2 separate regions of the Mus musculus genome follow, and region 1 is linked to region 2. A link is a contact called in ENCODE POLR2A ChIA-PET data. All regions are on one chromosome and are shown on one strand. Each heading gives the region's core, a stretch centred on a gene start or an enhancer-like site at or near the end of the contact. The rest is flanking DNA. Distances are from core to core; before and after follow the strand shown. Region 1 holds the start of Snx18 (sorting nexin 18). Region 2 holds the start of Cspg4b (chondroitin sulfate proteoglycan 4B).

Region 1 (6,405 bases), core at 242-2,741, 330 kb after region 2:
GTTGGCGGTGTGGTTGAGCTGCAACGCACTGTCGTCCATCTTCTTGGTGAAGCATTTGAAGCCATCTATCTTGCTCTCCACCTCCTGCAGGTCCAGGGCGGCGGCAGGTGGGGTGCTCAGAGTGAGGAAGAAGTTGGCGCCCACCATCTCATCCTTCTCAGCCTTCCGCTTACCCTGTTTCCAGGCCTTCTCATCAGTGCTGCTGGGGCAGGTCAGGAAATGCTGGAAGACGTCGCACTGCGCCAGCACCGGGTGGCTGGCCATGTGGTTCATCCACCAGATCAGACCCTTCCTGCGTTTGGAGATGAAGTCCTCTTCGAAGCGCCCGGTGGCCTGCTTCTCAGGCAGATGGGGCACCGAGATGACTGGGAATTTCTCCGCCAGGCGCGCATACAGCCAATCGAAGTGCTTATAGCGCCTGTGCACGGGCACCTGGGTATGCGTGGGCACCAGCTTGTAAGAGATGTAGCTCTTCATGCCCTTGAACTTGGTCTGCTTGGTGGGGTCGTCGATGGTGCACTGGAAGGGGTAGGGGTTCTCCTGCCACTCGGGGCCGTAGGGACCCAGCACCACGCACAGCTTGTCCCCATCCTTCACGAAGCCTGACGCCTCTCCCAGCACGAAGGCCTCCCCGCCCGACTTGACGAAGGTGGAGAAGCGATTGAGGTTGCGGCTCACCGTGGCCGAGCTCTTGGCTCCAGACGCTTGGTGCGCCGGGGGCGCCGAGACGCCGCGGGAGCCCAGAGACAGGTCCGAGCGGGTGGACAGGCGGTAGCGGCCGGCCGCACCGCCGCCCGCCGACGACGAGCCGTCGAGGTCCGGGTACGCGCCGCTGCCCAGCGCGCCTGGCTCATCGGCCACCGTGGAGCTGTCGTCCCACTCGTCGTCCCAGTCATCGTCGCTGCCCAGGCTGGCCTGGTATCCACCGTAGAGCTGCTGGGGCGACGGCTGCAGGGCGCCCCCGCCGTAGGGAAAGCCGGCGCCCGGCGGCTGGAAGGAACCGGGTGACGCCTGCGGCTGCAGCAGCGGCGGGAAGGCGGCGGGTGGCGCGGCGGGCAGAGGCTCGAAGCCGCCGGGCGGCACGTTGGCGTAGCGGGCCGGAGCTCCCGGGCCGCCGTCGGCCGGAGGGCCAGGCTCCGGCGCACGGATCACCTGCACGTAGGAGGCCGGGAAGAGGCCGCGGTCGCCGCGGCTGTTGATCCCTTCGAGCCAGCCCTCGATGTCCTGCTCGCTGCACAGGCTCAGCACCTCGTGCTCCCGCAGGGAGATCTCACCGGGGTTCTCGGACTTAAAGTCGTAGAGCGCCCGGGCGCGCAGCGCCATGGTCCCGAGCCCGGCGCCCCGAGCTCGGGCCGGTCCGAGGGCCCCTGCAGTCAGGATCCCCCCCCCGAACGCCGAAGGGAAGCCTGGAGGGCAGCGCACCGGTCCGCTCCCCGCTCCGCTCTCGCCCTCCGTGCAGCTCGGCTCGGCTCGCAGCAGCGACTGCAACTCGGGGCCGCCGCCGGCCGGGGGCGGGGCCCGGAGCGCCCACGTCCCCAGCAGAGCTAATCCATTGCCGAGAGCCGCGTGCCAGACGAGAGCAAGCGACGGCCGAGCAGCCGTGCCTGCGCCGACTCTGCGGCCGCCGCTGCCACCTTGTGGCGGCTACGGAAAAGGCGCGCGCTTGAGTGACCACGTGGTGGGTGGGAGGCTTTCAGAAGTGAATTATCTGAAATTGTTTAGATTTGTACGTTAGAAAATGTGGGGTAGGGTTTTTTTTGTTGTTGTTCTTTTTTTGTTTTTTGTTGTTTTTGGGGTTTTTGTTGTTGTTGTTTTTAAATAGATTATTTATATCTACGATAGCCAGCTGTTACTTCTCAGAGTAAATGCTCTTAAAATGACCTTAACCCAAGCTTGTAATAAAGGCGTTCACAAAGAAGATTAGCTGTTGCACTGATAAGTACGTCTTTGCCAGGGTTAATGTGTAGTAACTCACAAGATCCTCATCTTGTCACTAAAGGTGCGGTTCCCTTCCTTCCTGTACTCTCTGATCTTGTACACAAGGAGTGGAGCCTGGAACAAAGCTGGAATTCGGGAAGATCCTTGTTTGACCAGAGGCAAGGGTGGTGCAGGGAAAGAGAGCTGAGAAGTCTCCAGTGAACGTGCAGAGTTGGGTGCTAGCACACGTGCAGCGAATGAAAGCTCAGGCTTCAGGGCCCAGGGCGCAGGAGCCAGGCTCGGTTCTGGCTCTGACTGGCTGTATGACCTTGAGCCTGTCACTTGCGCTGTCCTTATCTCTGAGAGTTTGTGGATTGTGTGATAATGGCTTTCTTATCTTACAGGTGACTGAAGTGAAATGCTAATATACTCGGTAAGCACTGTCCACTTGTTGGCTGCGGCTGTTATGAGGGGAAACGCGATCTCTGGCCTCTTTTCTAAGAGAGAAAGAAGGGTCCTAGAACTAGTTATAACTAGAGCTGTCATAGGTGTGGTACGCAACAGGCTTACAACTTTACACTTCCTCCTAGGTCATTGACAAAACCTCTCCTTTTCAATAAATTTATGTTAAGTAGATCAAAAATCACTTCCTGAGAGTTTAATAGACGTATGTCAATATCCCGTGGTTGCCTTGTTTCAAATCTTTTCCTTCAATATGTAATTTGCCCAAGGCTTATTTTCTCACGCTCCGCTTACTGAGTCTAGCCTAATCCTTTGAGGATACCTCTAACTGGAGTTCTACAGTCACGTGTCATGAATTTCCGCCTGCCCTCTGACCCCTTCTATGGCAATCCAGCAATCAGACCAGAAGATTCCATTCTCCTAAGCACGGCAGCTAACTTAGCATCCTGTTCAAAGCCACTAACGAAAGTACACCACACTCGGCACCCGCACTGGGCCTCCTATTGCACAGCCTTAACTCAATCTCCTGAGCTCTTTCTGAAGTGCAGCAAGCACTTTCAGCTCAAAATTCCGAATGTGACGATTGTCGTGGAGACCAATCAGTGAGATTCAACTTGCCATAGTCGGAAACATAAAGTCAACACCAACTGAACAGCTTAAATTATGTATGATCCATGAGATATTCACCTCGGATGGTCCAGATAAAACACAACGGATTAGTCAGTAGTAAACTTTAAATTCGAGAGTTAGTTACAGTAACTTCAGGCTTATCTCAGGTATAATGATTCCATGAGTTTACGTGAAAGTCTGTTCAAAAGGGTTGTGCAACTGCAGAAGCGATTGCTAAGGGTCTCCGCGTGTTGGGGGTGTGTGTGTGGGGGGGAATAGTGATACCCCGAGTGCGCATGCTCTCTACCCCCAGTGCGCATGTTCTAAGTGTGCATGGCTCTGTGAGTGCTCAGCCTCGGAGAGAAAGGTTACAGACTTGCGTTCTTGAGGAATCAGGCTTTGGGAGGGAGGGGACCAAAACTGCCACGGTGCTTGGCCCTGTGGTCAGAATGGTAGGAAATACTCTACCCTAAGATGGTCTTGGATATGGAGAAAATGTGTTTTAGCATGAATAACTTGCAATCGTTCACCTATGGAAGTAAATATATCAATGCATTTATAAAAGATTTGTCTAGAACACAGCTTAAACTGTGGCTTACAACCCCATAGAGAGTCCACATAGCTGAATGAGAAACTCATGACTCGTGACAGTAACATTTTCCCGGAACAGGCAGCGAACAAATATTTAATTCAGCATCAAATACATAATGAGTCTGAGGTGATTCTGGCCAATGCTCAGCCATATCACGAGCCCAACGTCACTGCAGCCTTGGTTTCAGACACACAATAAGCTCACCTTGCAGGATGCAGACCATCAGACATGCCCTTGAATAGTGCCCAAGGGTCCCCAGCTGTGATTTAAGACAACTGTGTATTATGAGCAGCAATGTTTTTAGTGTGAATATAAAGTTCTCTGCTCTTATAGAAGCATAATAATAAGAGAGAGAGAGAATAGTTTCTTGCCGCCCTTCCTCAACATGTATGTGTCAAATCATCTTTAGGCTGTGTTCAGAGTGTTTGACTTCCAGCTGTTGTTTGAGTTACTTAAGTTTGTAAAAACTTGTTAAGTGAATTTTGGAGTCAGGCATAATGGCGCATGCCTTTAATCCCAGTCCTTCGGAGGTGGAGACAGATGAATCCCTGAGTTCAAGGCCAGCCTGGTCTACAGAATGAGTTCTGGGACAGCCAGGGCTACACAGAGAAATCCTGTCTGGAAAAACAAAGAAACAAAAAGGTGAATTTTTGGCTTGGAATAAGATAGAACTTGCTAGCAATTTATGAAATGACCTTTGATATACTTCTGCCACTTTTTGTACTACATATTTATGTGAAATAGATAGTTCTCAAGAACTGATGACTATAAAAACTAATGCCAATCAACTCTGAAAAACACTGAAGATCCTGTGCCCTTCAGTATCAAGCATTTATCCAAGATGTAATTCTTACTTAAAAACAAGCAGGCACACTTATTAGTATGCAATTTTATCTTTAATAAATGGTAAAATCATAAGCATATAAAAGGATTGTTTAAAATTGTTGATTTATTACTAATAAATAATTAATTTTCATAATGATGGCACATAGCTATGTACCTAAGTTCGTACAATCTGTTCTAAATATCATGAGTGAGAAAGGATAGGGAAGTTTTTCTCTAGAGCAGCGGCCTTCCTCGCAACCTCCCTGATGCTGTGACCTTTGATCCCAGCTCCCCATGCTGTGATGCCTCCCCCAACCATAAAATTATGTCATTGCTACCTCATAACCGTAATTTTGCTCCTGTTTGAATTGTAGATATCTGACATACAGTGTATCGGATGACCCATAGGTTGAGAATTACTTCTCTAGAATATAGAACATACTCATAACTTAGTTCATGTAGTCACTGTCGCCACTATCAACTGTTTCTATTTCGCTGAGTTTTCATATTTGAAATTCTTTAAGGGACACTAGGTGGTTCTAACACCTGTATTTTCTTACTTTCTCCCATGGCTAGGGAGGCCTAAGCTAAGGTGCATGGCTCTTGGCTGCCTCTTCCACAAGAGAGAGGGCGGGCTGGTTTCTTTACTCCTCCTGGGACAGCCCCCTGATTTTGCCTTTGCTGTTCTTTTGCTTGGACCCCGACCTACCCTAGAGGTCCGAGTGCAGCACATTCCCCTCATCAGACTCCCCCTGCTTCTTTCAAAGACTCAGAAGTGAGATGGAAGGCTTGGGGGGTGGGGGCAAGTCTCTGAGCCTCCACTCCCAGTCCGACTTTGAGAAAGCTTCTGCAGGGCTAAGCCACTGAAATAGCAGGGTTTGTTTGTTGAGACAGCTGGCCTTAATTATCTATCTCCCTCCCTCCCTCCCTCCCTCCATCCCAGCATCCATAGCCCAGTCATGCTTTTCCTTGTAGCACTTACTACCTAACACAACACATCTCTCTATATTAATCACCTCCTCCTATTAGAATCCATTCCGCTTCGGAGCAGTGGTATTATTCTGGACACCAAGGTCATAGCAATGAACAGAACAAGAGTAGGCAACCAGCAAATATTTGTTTAATGAAGGAATGTGAAAATAGCCACTTATTTCCTCCCCAGTGATGTCAGCTGTGAGAAGTGACTCTCACTGTGTCTGGGTCTACTGGTTTGGGCCCTGCTGCTTCTGGCTGAAACTAAATGTTTCAAAGGGCAACAGGATCCCGTCAAGTCAACAGACTAAACGCTGACTCCTCCATCCCGAACAGGACTGCAGCGTTTCTGAGATCTCTGGAAATGTCTCGGAATTATCTGAAAGGGTCTTTTTTTTTAAATAACGCTGTATTTATATAATTACCTGAAACCATGCATATAATATGTCAAGCACTACCCAAGAGATTCTATAAGCACTTTCACCTGCATTGTGTTAGCCCCTGCTGTTTTCAAGCGGCTCTTCCAAGCACAGAGCTGACACTGTTGTAGACCACAGACCGGGTGTTTGGCTAAGGCGCGTGGCTGGTGAGTGGCCTCGAAGCTACTCAGCTGTCTTGAGAACTTCCATTCCCTGAGTCATGGGTCTGTACTTTGCTGGTTCCTCAAAATTACTGGTATTATTAAAACGGCTGGCCACCTACTGGAAACTGGGTCAGACCTCTACTAGAAGGCAAAAGGAAGGCCGTTCACTGACTGTCCCTGTGTCTACTTGGTGACACTTGGAATTTGAACTTTACCGGAAAGATTTTTTTTTTTAGATTTATTTATTATTATATCTAAGTACACTGTAGCTGTCTTCAGACACTCCAGAAGAGGGAGTCAGATATCATTACAGATGGTTGTGAGTCACCATGTGGTTGCTGGGATTTGAACTCTGGACCTTCGGAAGAGCAGTCGGGTGCTCTTACCCACTGAGCCATCTCACCAGCCCCCAGATTTTTTAAAAATCATCTTTCTTTGCCACGAT
Region 2 (6,004 bases), core at 1,435-3,934:
AGGCCTCTTTGGGAGGCTGTTTGTGCTTTTGGACTGACTCAGATTCTACATACCCACAGAGCCTGAGCTAAATTAACCCTTTCAGCTATACTAGACCTGATCACACATTGTAACTTCGGTGCTTTGGTAGGACAGAATCAGCCCGGGCTAACATCGATTTACATTCTGAATGCAACATTTAGAAAGTATCTCGGTTAGGGTTCTATTGCTGCGAAGAGACACTATGACCATGGCAACTCTTACAAAAGAAAATGTTTCAGGGGTGGGGTCGGGGGAGGGGTTTACAGTCCATTATTGTCATGGCAGGAAGCATAGCTGGTGCAGGCAGCCATGGTGCTAGAGAGGGGCTGGGAGTTCTACATGCAGATCCTCAGGCAGCAAGAAGGAAGAATGGGCTGCTGGGCCTAGGATGAAGGTCTGAAACCTCAAAGTCTACCCTAGGTGACCCACTTCCTCTAACAAGACCTCACCCACTTCAACAAGGCCACACCTTCTAATAGTGCCACTCCCCATGAGCCATTTTCGTTCAAACCACCACAGAAAGCTAAAGCCTGGGGCTCCAGATATTTGGTGTGATCTTCAGAAGGAAGAAACAAAGGTCTGGGTTGTCCTTTATTTACACTGGGCTGTAAACGGTGGGAAAACAAAGTAGTAAAGGTAGCAGGTTTTCTCTAGAAATTGTAATTCTTTTTGGCTTAGCCCCATTTGGCTGCTTATTCTGTGGATTGCCATGCCTTGCTTGATCAAAGTACACGCACATTTTGGAGGAGAGAAGACACAAGAGAACTGGACGTGGATGAGTGTAGAGAGGCTAGGGGTAGAATTCTACCTGTAGAGGAAGCCAATTAGAAGTCTGTTGCTTGTCTCCGGGCTTGCAAATATGTCTTGCGGACAAGGTTTGGATACAAAGTATTTCCCACTACACCCCACTCCAGCCCACAAAAGACCCATGTGTTCTCAGCTGGTTGCACTCTTGGCATTGAATCATAAGAGGTTAATCCACTGATCATTTTACAGCAATGGGCTCTTAGAATGTGGGGTCCCAGGGGAAGGAAGTAGGTCAGTGGGAGTGTCTTTGAAGATATATTTTTATCTTTGGACTCTGCTGTGCTCTCTGCTCCCTGGTCGCCATGAGGGAAACACCTCTCTCTACCCTGCCTCTCCACCATCATTTTCTGCTACACTTGAGGCCTAAAATGGGGAGAAAGCAGCTGACCTGGGACTGAAACCACCAAAGCTGTGAGCCAAATCAGCCAACTCTCCTATAAGTTGTTTTTGTCAGATGACTTGTCACTGTGACAGGCCACCAAACAGGCCACCAATATACACACCAGCACATTACCATGCTTGGGCTCACACTGACAGGTTGCTTTTGGTAATAAGTTAAGTATGGAACTTAACTCCAGGGAGATTCGGTTAAAAGTGGACGTGAATGGTTTATGCAAAAACGTCCGTGAAATGATTAAGGAACAGTTGGTTTCAGGGCTGGCTCATGGAGGTAGTAGACCCCAGGTGGAGCTACAACCTTTTTCTAGGTCCTGTCTTCTTTTTGTGCGCTAGCTTATTAGAAAAGTCAGAGCCATTCATAGTTTCTCTGCCTCCCACTCCGGAGAGTTGCAGGCCCTCTTCCTTAGATGCATTCAGTGGAAATCTTCAGATTGGAAACTGCCTGGCCCTGCTCCAGTCACGAGTACCCACCCCAGCCCATCACGTGACAGAGAGGGGGTTCTTAGAAGTGGATGCCAACTCCTAATTCCCACACATGGTGAGGCAGGCAGAGAGTACAGTTTCTCTAAAGGAGGGCGAGGTTCCCAGGATCATGGAAGGCTGCTGGGTGGACGAAACGTATTCTTTTTAGAAGTGGAACAGAGGCCTCACAGATTTTCGGCTGCAGAAAAGGTCAAAATGTGATTCTTTGCTTTAAAAAGCACTTTATTAAAGAACCAAGAATGGAACGGGTGGGAAATGAAGTCATCCTTGGTTTTGCTAAGAACAAAGCAGGACTAACATTGACTATCCTGGTAGCTGGAGAGCTGCCATTTTGACCACCCCGAGCATCGCAAAATGTAGCCCAGGGAAGCTGGTTTTAGAGAGCCCTGGAATCGTCTGGTCCAACCATCTCCTTGGACTCTACTTGTGTGGGGGTGTCTCCTCCCTGTGACTTGTAATCATGGCTCCCAAGGTAAGACGTGATATCGACACATAAAATCTTAGACCTTATTCTGACAGGCAGTTGCTCCAGAAATTCAAAGGTTTAACTCGGACTGAGCTTTAAAAAAAATCTAAAAGTAAGGCTCACATTTGCAAAGAAATGACAGGCTACTTCTTTCCTACCGTGTTCTGCTCATCCAACACACATTCACAAACATTACACAGAAGGCCCGCTTTAGGATAAGGCTGAGAAAAACCCACTGTCCCCCTGGGATGTGCTGTGGTCATAGGGACAGGTTGTTTCAAGGCCAGCCTAGGTCCTGCCCTTCTATCCCCTCAGCCTGCTGCCCGGAGCTCCCCGTTCCACCCAGGGACACTAAACTTCAAATCTGCAAGCAGGGGAGGGGACCACCGACTCCCTGTCCTGTTTGTAGCCTGCACTGCCTTGGAGCCTTCGATCTAGCTGGCTCTGATCCCGCGCAACAGCTGCAGGTCGCAGAAGTGCCCCGCCCCGTCGTGTCGCGCGGGGCGCCGCCTCTCTCCAGGCTTTGGGGCGCGCAGGCGGGTCGCGGGCCGCGCAGGTAGAGCTCGGCGCGGGCCCCGGAGACGGCGCGGCGGGATGGGGCGGCCCGGGGCCTGCGGCCTCCTGTTGCTCACCGCCTTTCTGGGGCTCTGCGGGCCGCGCGGGGGGCTCGGAGGTACGCGCCCCAACTTCCCTTCCCCGCCCGAGGCGGGCCGAGCCAAGCGGCGCTACGCGGAGAGGGTGGGCGGCCGGTAGGAGTGTGGGTCGGGTCCGGTCCGGTCGAGTCGGAGGCTGGGCGAGCAGGGCGCGCGGCCCTCGGTCCCTCAGGCCCCCAGGCGCGATCAGGCCCCTTGTCCCCAAGCTGGGCAGAGGGGAGGACGCGACGCGGCCCTGCTCACAGGCTTGCTGGCGGCCGACCCCTTCCAACTCCCAGCCCCAGCCTGTGCCCCACCTCCTCCCGGTGTACTGAGTTTTAAGGTCGGCCACCCGACCAGCAGAATGGCCGACTCCTGCGGGCAGCCCGGCTGCATCTTTTCAGTTTGGGTCTGGAGCTCTTTGGTCTCACGTGAAATGCAGTGAGTGGGGGACCTTCTGTTCACCTGGGCTAGTCTTTGACCCCTGGTTTCTTGTCCCTGCACCGTAGGGAACCTTAACTTTTCTGAGCTCAAATACTTAGTGTTTTATTCCCCCCCCCCCCCTTGGCTTTTTGCCTCCCTCCAGATTACTAAACACGTGGTTCTTTGGACTTTTATGAGCTCCACTTCCTAGGCCTTCCCAACATCAATTCAAAAATGACTTCCAGGTGACTTTGTTTTTAAACGGGAAAAGAAATTCTAAATCACACGTGTTGCATGTGCATAGTATTTAGATGAAATTCTCAGGATTTAAATTCATTTTCAGAGTGGCCGAACAGCATCGCTGCTTGCATGATCATTGCGTGATGACGTCATTTGGCCTCTTTGGAGTCCAAGGGCCTTCTAGGTTCTTGAAGATGCCTCACCCTTCCACTTCTTCAGGCTGCTCGGAAAAGCTCTACTCCTTCTTTATCCTCCTTCATATTTCCTAGGTCCTCATCTGCAGGCTGCCTTGCCCCTTCATGACTGATTCCAAGGGTGGGTGTGGCAAAGGGTCGGAGGAGGCTTGTTGGCTGCTGTGACTGACTGAAGGAACAGGTGTTGAGTCTAAGAGGAGAGACTCCAAAGGGCAGTGAATGGACTTTGGAAGAAAAACCCACATGGCTTCAGACAGGGGGCCAGTAATAGTATGGGGGCAAAGAGAAGTTTACGGATTAAGAGTCAGTGAGGGAGAACTTCAAACCCAAGGGCTATATTCTGTTCTCAGTTACTACTCTGGGCCTCTGTAAATTTACTACGATAATAACATCTTCCACGAGGCTTAACTAAAACAACTGCTTAGCAGCCAAAGAATGGTCAATAAACACCCATTTCCTGCCTTTCCTATCCATTATGTCCGCAGTTAGTGGGGTAGGAGACAGTAGGGCACAATATTCCCTAAGGTTAGGAGTGTGGCTTCTTTGTTGAATTAAGAATCCCGCAGCACGCGCTGTAACATGTATGTTCTTCAAGCTGTCAGGACAGCAGGACAAATATTGTAAGCCCAAATCTTTCGAAATCTACTTTGTGATGCCTGGGAGAATAGTTTAATTGTTATTCTTTGATTTTATGTGTATGGGCTATAGGGAGAAGAGGAAGCCCTGGGCTTCCTCATGTCAAAGATCCCAGAGCCTCAGATCCATGCAGGAATGGCAAAGCCTTCCCCTATCCCTGTGGCAAGGCTAAGAGGGAAAGGGCAAAGCCTTCCTCTGGTCCATGTGTGGATGTTGATAGTATGAGAGAAGATGTCAACCACACCCCACCCCACCCAGTTTTGGCCTGAAGACTGCACCCCTATACATTCTGTTAACTACACCTGTCTTCTTAGATCCAGCTGGATACCACAAACCCCGCCTACTTTTATATCTGTATGTGATAACTCTGGCTTCTTGCTCAGCTGTAAGCAATAACGGTGTCTCTCCGTTCTTTTTATATAACAAATGTGCTGAGCCTCTGTGAGCCATGGTTTCTGCAGAAGAGAGCTCCAGCAATCTGACCCCAGCTTTCTTTCTTTCTGTCAGTCTGTCTGTCTGTCTTTACTTCATCCCCTCCCCACCCCAGTCAGGCTCAACTCTCTACAGGTCATCTACAGTAATGCACAGATGTGGCTGTGTGTGTTTTGCCTGCATGTATGTCTTTTTTACCACGTGTGCCTGATGGTGGAAGAGACCAGAAGAGGGCATTAGGCCCCCTACAACTGGAGTTACAGATAAGTTGAAAGCCACCATGTGGATGCTGGGAATTGAGCCCAGGTCCTCTGGAAGGTCAGTTCATGCTTGTAACTGCTGAGCTGTCCCTCCAGCCCTGAGAATATTTTCCTCAGTTACTGCATGTGTAATGTGAGTTTAGTTCCCCTCCCCCTTGTTGCCTTGTATAATTCAGGGTGTGTTCTTAAACAATTGAATCGTCCAAGGTGAGCACTGATCTTAGTCTGTGAAGAGTTCAGGGTGAGAGGTCACCACAGCAGAAGCCACCTTTGTCTGGCAATAGATACTGTCTAGTAAAGGTCCTTTTAGTGTACAGGGCTCAGCTGTTTCTATGTGTAAGCCATACTGTTGTTCTTGGCCGGTTTTTAAAGGTAACAAGATATATGTTGCACGGGAGCCATATTATCACCACCAGTGGTTTATTTTTGTTTTGTTTTCAGTATTTCTAATTTTGACTATCTTCTTGTCAACTATTGCTTTTGCATTCTAACAAGGCTGACTGGGCCCTTGTCCAAGAAGTGTGTGTGTGTGTGTGTGTGTGTGTGCGCGCGCAAGCGCATGTGCGTGCACCTGCAAGGGGAGGGTGTGTGACCTGTTGCTTAGCCTTGTAGCTCTTTACAATGTTTGTAAATGTGTCTTCACCCTTGAGTTGTTTGGAAGAATTTTTAAAACACCTTGTATTAATTAGTCAGCTGGAAGAAAACACCCAAGACTGAATTTGCTTTAGAGAAAAGAGGTTTATTTAGCTCAGGACTTTAGGGCTGGTTCTGGTGAAGAAAATCGTGGCACTTGGCATCATGCCAGGGGGAAGGGAGCCAGAGAGTGTCCAGGATGGGGCTAGTCTTACATTTCATAGCTCCTTTCTCCAGAGAGCTAACAAGGGTTCCCCGAGAACTCCTGTAACCTCTTCTGAGAGTAAAGTCTTAGGTAACCAGATAGCCTCCCACTCATCACGCTACCCTTTAAAGCTACTGGCACCTCTCCTTGGCACAGCAGAGACCAGGCTTCCA

What was found. ChIA-PET counts read pairs that join two places held with the same protein, here RNA polymerase II (POLR2A).
Region 1: POLR2A ChIA-PET joins it to region 2 with 13 read pairs in embryonic stem cell. The contact joins the promoter of Snx18 here to the promoter of Cspg4b in region 2. POLR2A ChIA-PET finds 5 or more read pairs at or near these places in 3 of 5 experiments (Patski and embryonic stem cell).

The regions. Positions count from the first base shown.
Region 1 is chr13:113,617,073-113,623,477 of GRCm38, forward strand. Snx18 (sorting nexin 18) reads right to left here and starts at 1,492. Exons shown (of 2, transcript NM_130796.4): 1 at 1-1,492. The coding sequence starts at 1,323.
Region 2 is chr13:113,290,486-113,296,489 of GRCm38, forward strand. Cspg4b (chondroitin sulfate proteoglycan 4B) reads left to right here and starts at 2,685. Exons shown (of 10, transcript NM_001378698.1): 1 at 2,685-2,849. The coding sequence starts at 2,771.